Regions from separate parts of the Homo sapiens genome. Here region 2 is linked to region 1. The links are chromatin loops, found by intact Hi-C in ENCODE. Cell type or tissue: IMR-90. All regions are shown on one strand. Each heading gives the region's core, and the rest is flanking DNA. Links, peaks and the distances in the headings are about the cores only.

The links. Hi-C counts contacts between places; a loop is a spot of excess contacts. Peaks named below come from ENCODE experiments on the same cell type or tissue, not always from the same donor. Only the 100,000 strongest peaks of a DNase experiment are listed, where the experiment ranks them.
Region 2: it touches region 1 in a loop (5-fold over the local background); 6 of 110 quality-filtered maps call a loop at or near these places.

Annotation. Positions count from the first base shown.
Region 1 is chr11:23,111,767-23,115,673 of GRCh38, reverse strand. The region is part of intron 4 of LINC02718 (long intergenic non-protein coding RNA 2718); the gene reads right to left. Among named protein-coding and RNA genes, the nearest start is that of CCDC179, 250 kb to the right of the region's middle. In IMR-90, for the core only: a CTCF peak has its summit at 1,875 (motif pointing left); a DNase peak (open chromatin) is centred at 1,873; H3K27ac peaks cover 1,008 bases.
Region 2 is chr11:23,019,720-23,023,626 of GRCh38, reverse strand. All of the region lies in intron 4 of LINC02718 (long intergenic non-protein coding RNA 2718), which reads right to left. All of the region lies in intron 1 of LOC124902646 (a long non-coding RNA gene), which reads right to left. Among named protein-coding and RNA genes, the nearest start is that of CCDC179, 160 kb to the right of the region's middle. In IMR-90, for the core only: a CTCF peak has its summit at 2,136 (motif pointing left); no DNase peak of the experiment used is centred there.

The DNA of each region.
Region 1 (3,907 bases), core at 914-3,413:
TTTAAATAATAGCATATGAAATTACTTGTCTGCAGATTTAATTTGGGCATATTGAATTATCTTTGTTAGAAACTGTAACAGGCTTTACTCTCTGTGGTTCTTAAACATAGCTATACATTATACTCACCTGGATAGCTTTAGAATATATATCTATGCCTGGACCACACCCCCATATTTTATCATGTAACCTACCAAATACATCAAAGAGTGCCCAATTAAATGCTTATACCTACATTTTTATTAATAGGAAACTTTGATATCAGTGTAGTAGACATTAGTAATCATCAATACTTTTCTTCTCTTTTTCCTGGAAGCACAGACTATTACTTTTCCCAATCCTATTCACAGTTGAATAGCTCGAAATGACTAGATCTGGCAGAAGGGCACAAGGTGAACATGTATAGCTTTTAGATGAACTGCATTAAAATATACGATTCTTACCTAACATACTGTTTGTACTTCTGAGCTAAAATAGAGACACTGTAGTTGGAAAACTTCTCCTAGCAGTAGCCTAAAAGGGTCATCCAACAGAGACTTCTAGTTTGGGCTTGGAAACTACCCAATTAGGACCAAATTTGATTTTTTTCTTTAAACAGACTGGGCATATACTCTGTCCTCCAGACTGGAATGCAGTGGCATGATCATAGCTCACTATAACCTCTAACTCTTGAGCTCAATGATTCTCCCACTTCAGCCTCCAGGGTAGCTGGGACCACAGGTGCACACTAACATGCCCTGCTAATTTTTGTTATTTTTTGCAGAGAGGGATCTTGCTATGTTGCTCAGGCTGCTCTCAAACTCCTGACCTTAAGCAATTCTCCTGCCTCAGCCTCCTAAAGTGCTGAGATACCTGACATCAGCCACTGCACTTGGCCTGATTTCTTCATTTGCATAAACTGACCTGTTTGAGGGTTGGGTCATGAACTTCCTTTATTTAAGTCAGACCTGCTCTTTTTCTCCAGAACATGCTTTCCCTTTACATTGGAGGCTACACATCTCCCTGATCTGTAGACTGTTATTTTTTAGAAAATAAAGTGCCCTTTTGTTTTTCTTCCACAGACCTTAAGATCTTGTGTTAACCCTCAATATATGAAGGACATAGTCTCAACATAACATTTATGGCCAGCATGGTAGCTCATACCTATAATCCCAGAAATTTGGGAGGCTGAAGTGGATGGATCACTTGAGCCCAGGAGCTTGAGACTAGCCTGATTAACGTGAAAAAACGCTGTCTCTACAAAAAATACAAAAATCATTTGTGCATGGTGGTGTGCACCTGTATTACCAGCTACTCAGGAGGCTGAGGTTGGATAATCACCTGAGCTAGGAAGGTCGAGGCTACAGTGAGTCGTGTTCTCGCCACTGCACTCCAGCCTGGGCAACAACAGAGTGAGACCCTATCACAAAAAAATAAATAAATAAAATAAAATAAAATAATTATGAATCATACTACTATTAATTACTACATAAAATTGATACTTCTTTTTAGTTGTTTTGTTTTTGTGCTTTTAATGCTGTTAAGTAAGGATGTACAGTAAGAAGTCTATTCTGTGAAGTCCCATTCCTTGTGTAGTTACTTTACAAATTGATGTATGATTGGGTTTACTTTGTTTCCCTTTGTATTTAATTTCAAGAAATGTTGGTTTTATGCATAATACACTTATGGGATCTTTGGGTCAAAATGATATAGACAGGCATACGAAGATGTTTCATTTCTTTGTTTTCATCCCTGCCCTCTCCACTCTGCCTCTACTTCCATTCCTTATTAGTAAATTTCTCCTGGACCAGCTATCTCACCTGGCAGGTGAGAAGTGACAGCTACCAGCACAGGAGAGGAAGAGTTTACAGAAGCTGTCTGGGTTTCTCAGCTCAAGGGCTCCCTCTTCTGTTATGTCTCCGGCAGTTTATTTAATTAAAGTTAGTGCTTTAGTCCAAATTTCCCTGTCATTTCCTTTTGCTTTCCCAGTTCTCCTGTCCTGATCATTTCATTCTCAAACTTCGCCATAGCAGTTTTCCACTCGTGGTTGTTAGGTCCAGGTCCACGATTATGCCAAATGCCACACCCAGGGTTAGGGTCTAGCCCTAGCTGAGGTCCAAGGGGAGTGGATGGATAGCTGAAAGAACGCTCCAGGGGGGCCGTTTCTCATCAGCGGCTTACTCACACTGGCCCTCTAACACTGTCCACCTTTATCTGGGCTGTCTGCTGCAGCTCTGTGGCTCCTGCCACCCCACACCTGCAGCTGCACATTTGGCTCTCCCTTGCCTTCAGGGTCAGCAGCTTAATTATTTCCCTTTCTGGGCACCAGCACGAGCCATGCTGTGGCTCCCCTATATATCCTTCTGCAAGACAGACAGCTCTGGTTCTCTCTCTCTCTCTTTCTCTGGGTGCCAGCACCATGTCAAGCCATACCTAACAGCCCGTAGTGTCAGCAGGGCAGTTACACCTTCTGCAGACAATAGTGGCTCAGAGCCAAGTTTGAGCTTACACAAACAGGTTATATAACAAGTGGAGTATGCACCTGCACCCTAACCCCGCTGAGTCACACAGGCCTGGATGTCTGCCTAGGCCTAATTCTTGACCAAAGCACATCCATGTCCCTTACAATGGTGCTCTCCCCTCTTGCAGTGCATTCTATTTGCTTGGGTTTCTGAGTTCTGTCACTGCTCATGCTGTGTCTGTATTTCTTTCACTTCTCGGTACGGCAGTCCTTCTGATCCGCTACTGATCTGCTCCACAGTTGTGACTTCCACTCTAATGCTGGGGCTGTGAAGGATCTCCTACCCCTACCTCCCACTTAGGCACTTTTTTTGTTTTTTAATTGGGAATAGGGTGAATTTGTGGGTTTTCTCTGCCTGAAGGTATAGATTGTTTTATTATTTGTATTAGTCCTGTAGAAATATTTAAAACATCTTTTGTTGTGTTTTGTAGAATTTTCAAAGAGAAATGTGAGGAAACTGGAGTAAAAGCTGGACCATGCTCCTCTGGGAACACAGAACGCTCAAGAATTTCTCAGGCATTTGCTATTAGAGTCCTTTCTCTTCTACTCCTTCTGTGTAAATGAAGCAGGGGAAATGGAGAAGCCCAAAAGGAGGCATTGAGAATCAACAGCTAGTGAAAAACCATACATGCTGCTGTGGCAGAGTCAAGCTGAGAAGCCGAAAACACTCTGATTTTTGTTCAAGTGGTTTCTCCTGAGGGACCCAACTAAAGCAAAGTACCCTCAACTCTGTTAAAGTACGGTAAATATCTGCAAAGCAGGAACAAACACGCTGGGCACCTAGATGCTTTTAGGGAGTGATGTGTATTTCTAACATCTGAAACAATGTTTTAAACTCAGCCCTTAATTCAGTGATCTAAATGAACTCACGCAGTTCTCAGGGAATATTTTTATATTTTTTAGAAATATGTACATGCCAAGGTTTCCAATATGTATGTTTTCTCCGTATATATGGGAAGCCATGTGATATTGAAATGGATCCATCACAACTTTAAAAAAGAATTACAGTTCTTACATACACTTTTTAAGGTGTTTGTTGGTTTCTGATATTGGTTTCCCCAATCAGTAAAAAGAAGTACTAGTTCAGCTCTAGCCCAGAAAAGCAGAACATACTGATATGTGTAGTACATCAAAGGAATTATTGTACCAAGTTTTATTTTTGAGGTTTTCAAACACTAAGGTGATTTTACCTCACAATTTATTACAAGAAGAAAAAGCAAGATGAAACTTTTCCAGAAATATTACCAAAGACAAGGTTGAAAGATATTTTTAAAGCAATTTTAGAATCTGTTGTTATTCTGGGTCCTCTGAGAGGCAGATACCAGGACATCATTACACGTGCAAGAGATTTATTAGGGCACTGCCTGTGAGTGTAAATGAGAAGGGAGCCACAGGAAGCAATCAATGCA
Region 2 (3,907 bases), core at 580-3,079, 92 kb after region 1:
CCCCTCATTACCATACTAAAATCCCCACCCCAGGAGGAGCTTATTTGTCATTTTCTATACATGCTTCTGCATGATCAGCGACTGAGACTGCACTGTCTTTACTCCCTCTCTACATAAAATGACTCAGCTAAACAACTCAATAAAAGCTGTTTTCAATGATGTTTTGGAGCCACTGCCTTGGGAACTATCCTCAGTGTTCTCTTTACTTGTTGCAAGTAATAAAATCCCCTAGCTAAATCCACCTTGGTCATTGGACTGTCAACCCTCAAGTGATAAAGCCCACCTATTGTGTGAGTAACAATCCTGGTGACTCAGATGGGCTCAAGACCCTGGTTCTGATCCTAACTCCTCAAAGCCTCCCAATAGGTGAAGCAGTGGGTAGCGGCAGCTCACCCAGGCTAACTCGCTCACATTGCCTGAAAGGGGTGGGTATGATACAGGAGGATCTTTCACATGGTGACAAGCCCACCAGGCTGTCACTTGGGCCTACCCCAAAAGAGTACAAGTGGCTGCCTGAACCTTTTTGTTCTGTGATCCTTCAGGGCAGTAAGTGGACTTTACACCATGGGCTGACTAAAAGAGTGAATTCTTTGGATCTAGCAACGGGATCTCTAGAGTAAGGGCAGTGTACCTCTGTTTGACTTTCTTTCTTTTTCTGGTTTGTGCCCTGGGGGATTGAAAGAAACTCCCATCACAGTAAACAGCAATCTAGACCTGGCTAGCCAACAGTGAAATGAACTGTGAGATCAATTTTTCCAGAGATAGGTTTAAGGTCATCAGAGGGGATGCATCTTCCAAAGTAGAAAGGGACCTGTGGAGGCTGGAAGCCCTCGACTTTGACAGCTAGACTGGGAAAACTTCAGCTTAGGAGAAGGGGCTCACACTGATACATTCCTGATTCACCTGGGTATGTTCTCTTCAGGTATCAGCTTTTAAAAGAAGGGGAAGCTACTATGCCTGATGCCCAGGAGGGTCACTGGGCAGCATGGTGGGATTTTGCAGGAAGCACACGGGGCTGTGCTTGGGATCTGCCAGGTCACCCTCACACATTGACTTACTTTTATTATGTGTGTTAGAGGGGCCTGTTACATTTTGAGAGGAAAAATCAGTCATTGCACATCTGTATAACTGTTAACCTGCTATGTAAACTTTGAGAAGCTAGAATCGAACCCTAAATAAGAACTTTAGGGTATGGGGAACCTGACCTCCGTATCAGAGCAAAGCCCATTAGGGTTTATCCTCTAAACACTAGAAGATTTTGGGGTATTCAGATAAAGCCTTTTAGGGTGCATTATCCAACACTAGAAGATTTTTGGGTATTCTCCAATAACTAAAAAGAAGATGATTTTCTTTTGTAACACAGCCTGGCCACAATGTGTCCTAGGTAGCCAGGAACAATGGCAGAGGGACAGGTCACTTAATTACCATAGCATTCTTCAGCTGGATATTTTCCATAAGAGGCAAGAGAAATGGGATGAGATACCCTGTGTCCAATGTTTTATGGCCCTTTACCAGAACAGGGACCTATAGATAAAGTGCGGACTTTGTACTCTCAAGGTTGGACCACCTGGATCTCCAGCTAAGCCACTGGAGAAGCTGCTACCAATCCTAGAGAGCCCTGTGGATGAGAAAACCTCCCTCCACCCCATGAAAGCCAGGAAAGAAGAGAACAGAGAGAAGGAGGTTGTCATTCCAACAGATTATCGGGGATGTCTCCTCCCACGTAACCACCTGACTTGGCAGATAAACTCCAACTAAAATATCAGGGGCCTCCCCAACTAATGTGTCAGGGGCTCCTCTTCCAGATAGCACAATCCCGGAGTGGGAGCTTTTACAAACTGGGAGGTGGGATGTTTCCCCTCAGGCAGGTTTTGGATGGGGATGTGCATTTAATCCAAGTACATGTGCCTTTTACCACCTCTGAGAACTGTAATTGTGAAATACGTATGAAAGGCTTTCAGGCTAACCTGAGGAATTTATTTCCCTTATAGGAGGCATCTTTTCCACTCACAACCTGACCTGGGCTGATGCTCAGACCTTGGTGACCACCTTTTTAACTACTGAGGAAATATCCACAGTTTTAGCTGAGGCTGGGGCAAAAGCTGGCAGGCAGCCTAATAACCAGCCCAATAGCCCCATCTAGTGACCAGAAGAGCAATTGGTTCCGAATGGAGAACCACATTGGGACCCCAGTACCAGAATAGGGAGGGAGAACTTGGAAAATGACCTGAACATATTATTGAAAGGAATGAAAGAAGTTAGCGAACCTCCTGTTAATTGGAGTAAGCTTAGGGATGTTCATCAGGGACCTAGAACCCCTCAGCATTTCTAGAATGGCTGGGAGAGTGCCTGCAGGACTATATCTCCTGGGACCCTGAGGCACAGGGAAGTCAGGTGGTCCTTAGCACCTGTTTATATCTCAGATTGCTCCAGATACCCACAGAAAGATTCAGAAATTGGCCATAGGCCCTGACATTATCCCCTCCCCAGTTAGTAGAGATGACCTTCAAGGTTTCAATAACAGAGATGTGGTTGGAGAAGGCAGAAAAGAAGACGAAGAAAGAAGCAGCTTTCTGGTAGTTGCACCTCAGTCCATTCCAGACAACCCAGAAGGAAGAAGGGAGCCAGCTTGGGTGACTGATCCCAGGCCATAACGTGGGATCAGTCTTGGGCCACCAAGAAACTAGGACCTGATCAGTGTGCCTATTTCAAATTAGTGGGACACTGGGAGAAGGACCCAGCTGTCTCCAAAGAGAGAAGGCTAGGGACAAGCTCTCAACAACAAAAGAAGACTGGCAGGACCCAGGACCTCCCCAACTGGCTCCTCAATATAAGATCTCTATCTCCTTAGAAGTAGGGGGACAGCCGATTTGAGATTCTGCTCAATACGTGAGCCACATTCTCTACACTGGCTAGCAGAAAGGGTACTCAGAGTGTGTAATATTAAGGGGATGTCAGGAAAGGGAGACAGTGAGCAGTTTCTGGAGGCTCTGACTGTGATTCAAAGACCCTGACCCCTCTTCCCTGTATGCCCCTCAGTGGCTCATCCCCTAGGGAAGGACATACTGACAAAACTTGAAGCCATTGTCTGCCTCAACCAAGTCCAGTTAGAAGTAGAGGTGCCAAGAGCTCAAAGAGCTGCCTTCCTGGCCCTTCTTCATGAAGATCTTGATCCTCCAGGAGAAACCCTAGGTGATATTCTAGCACAAGTCAACCCTGAAGTATGGTCACAGGGCCAAATAAGGACTGTCACAGTAGAACTTATAAGGATACAGTTAAAACCAAACAGCCCGACACCAAGAGTAGGAAAATATCCTCTAAAACCTGAAGCACTGCAGGGAATACAGCCTGTGTTAGAGAGTCTCTTACTCCAAGGGCTTATCAGGCCTGGTCACTTCCCATGTAATACCCCACTGTTAAGAACCCAGAAAAAAGAGAGATGGTTAACAGTGCTGCTCAGGACATTTACCCCATAGAGCCTAACACTTATATATTGCTAGCCAGTCTCTCAGGGGACAGCAAATACTTTAGTGTGCTAGCTCTGAAAGATGCCTTCTTTTATGTGCCTCTAAGCCATGACTCTCAGGAATTATTTGCCTTTGAATGAGAGGATCCTAAAATGTTTCAGAGAAGTAATGCTGGATGGTACTTCTCCAGACTTCAGGAACTCCCCAAACATTTTGGGGGGCCCTAAGCTGAGCTCTATGAGACTTGAAGACATAGTGGGGCATCGTCTTGCAATATGTGGATGATATCCTCATAGCCAGCCCCATTAAAGAAGATTCTGGTAAAACTATCCATCCAGTCCTGAACTTTCTAGCAGAAAGGGACTGTAAAGTGTCAGAAGAAAAGTCCAGATTTCAAAGGAGACTGTCCAGTATTTAGAGTATGTTATCCCTCAGGGCCA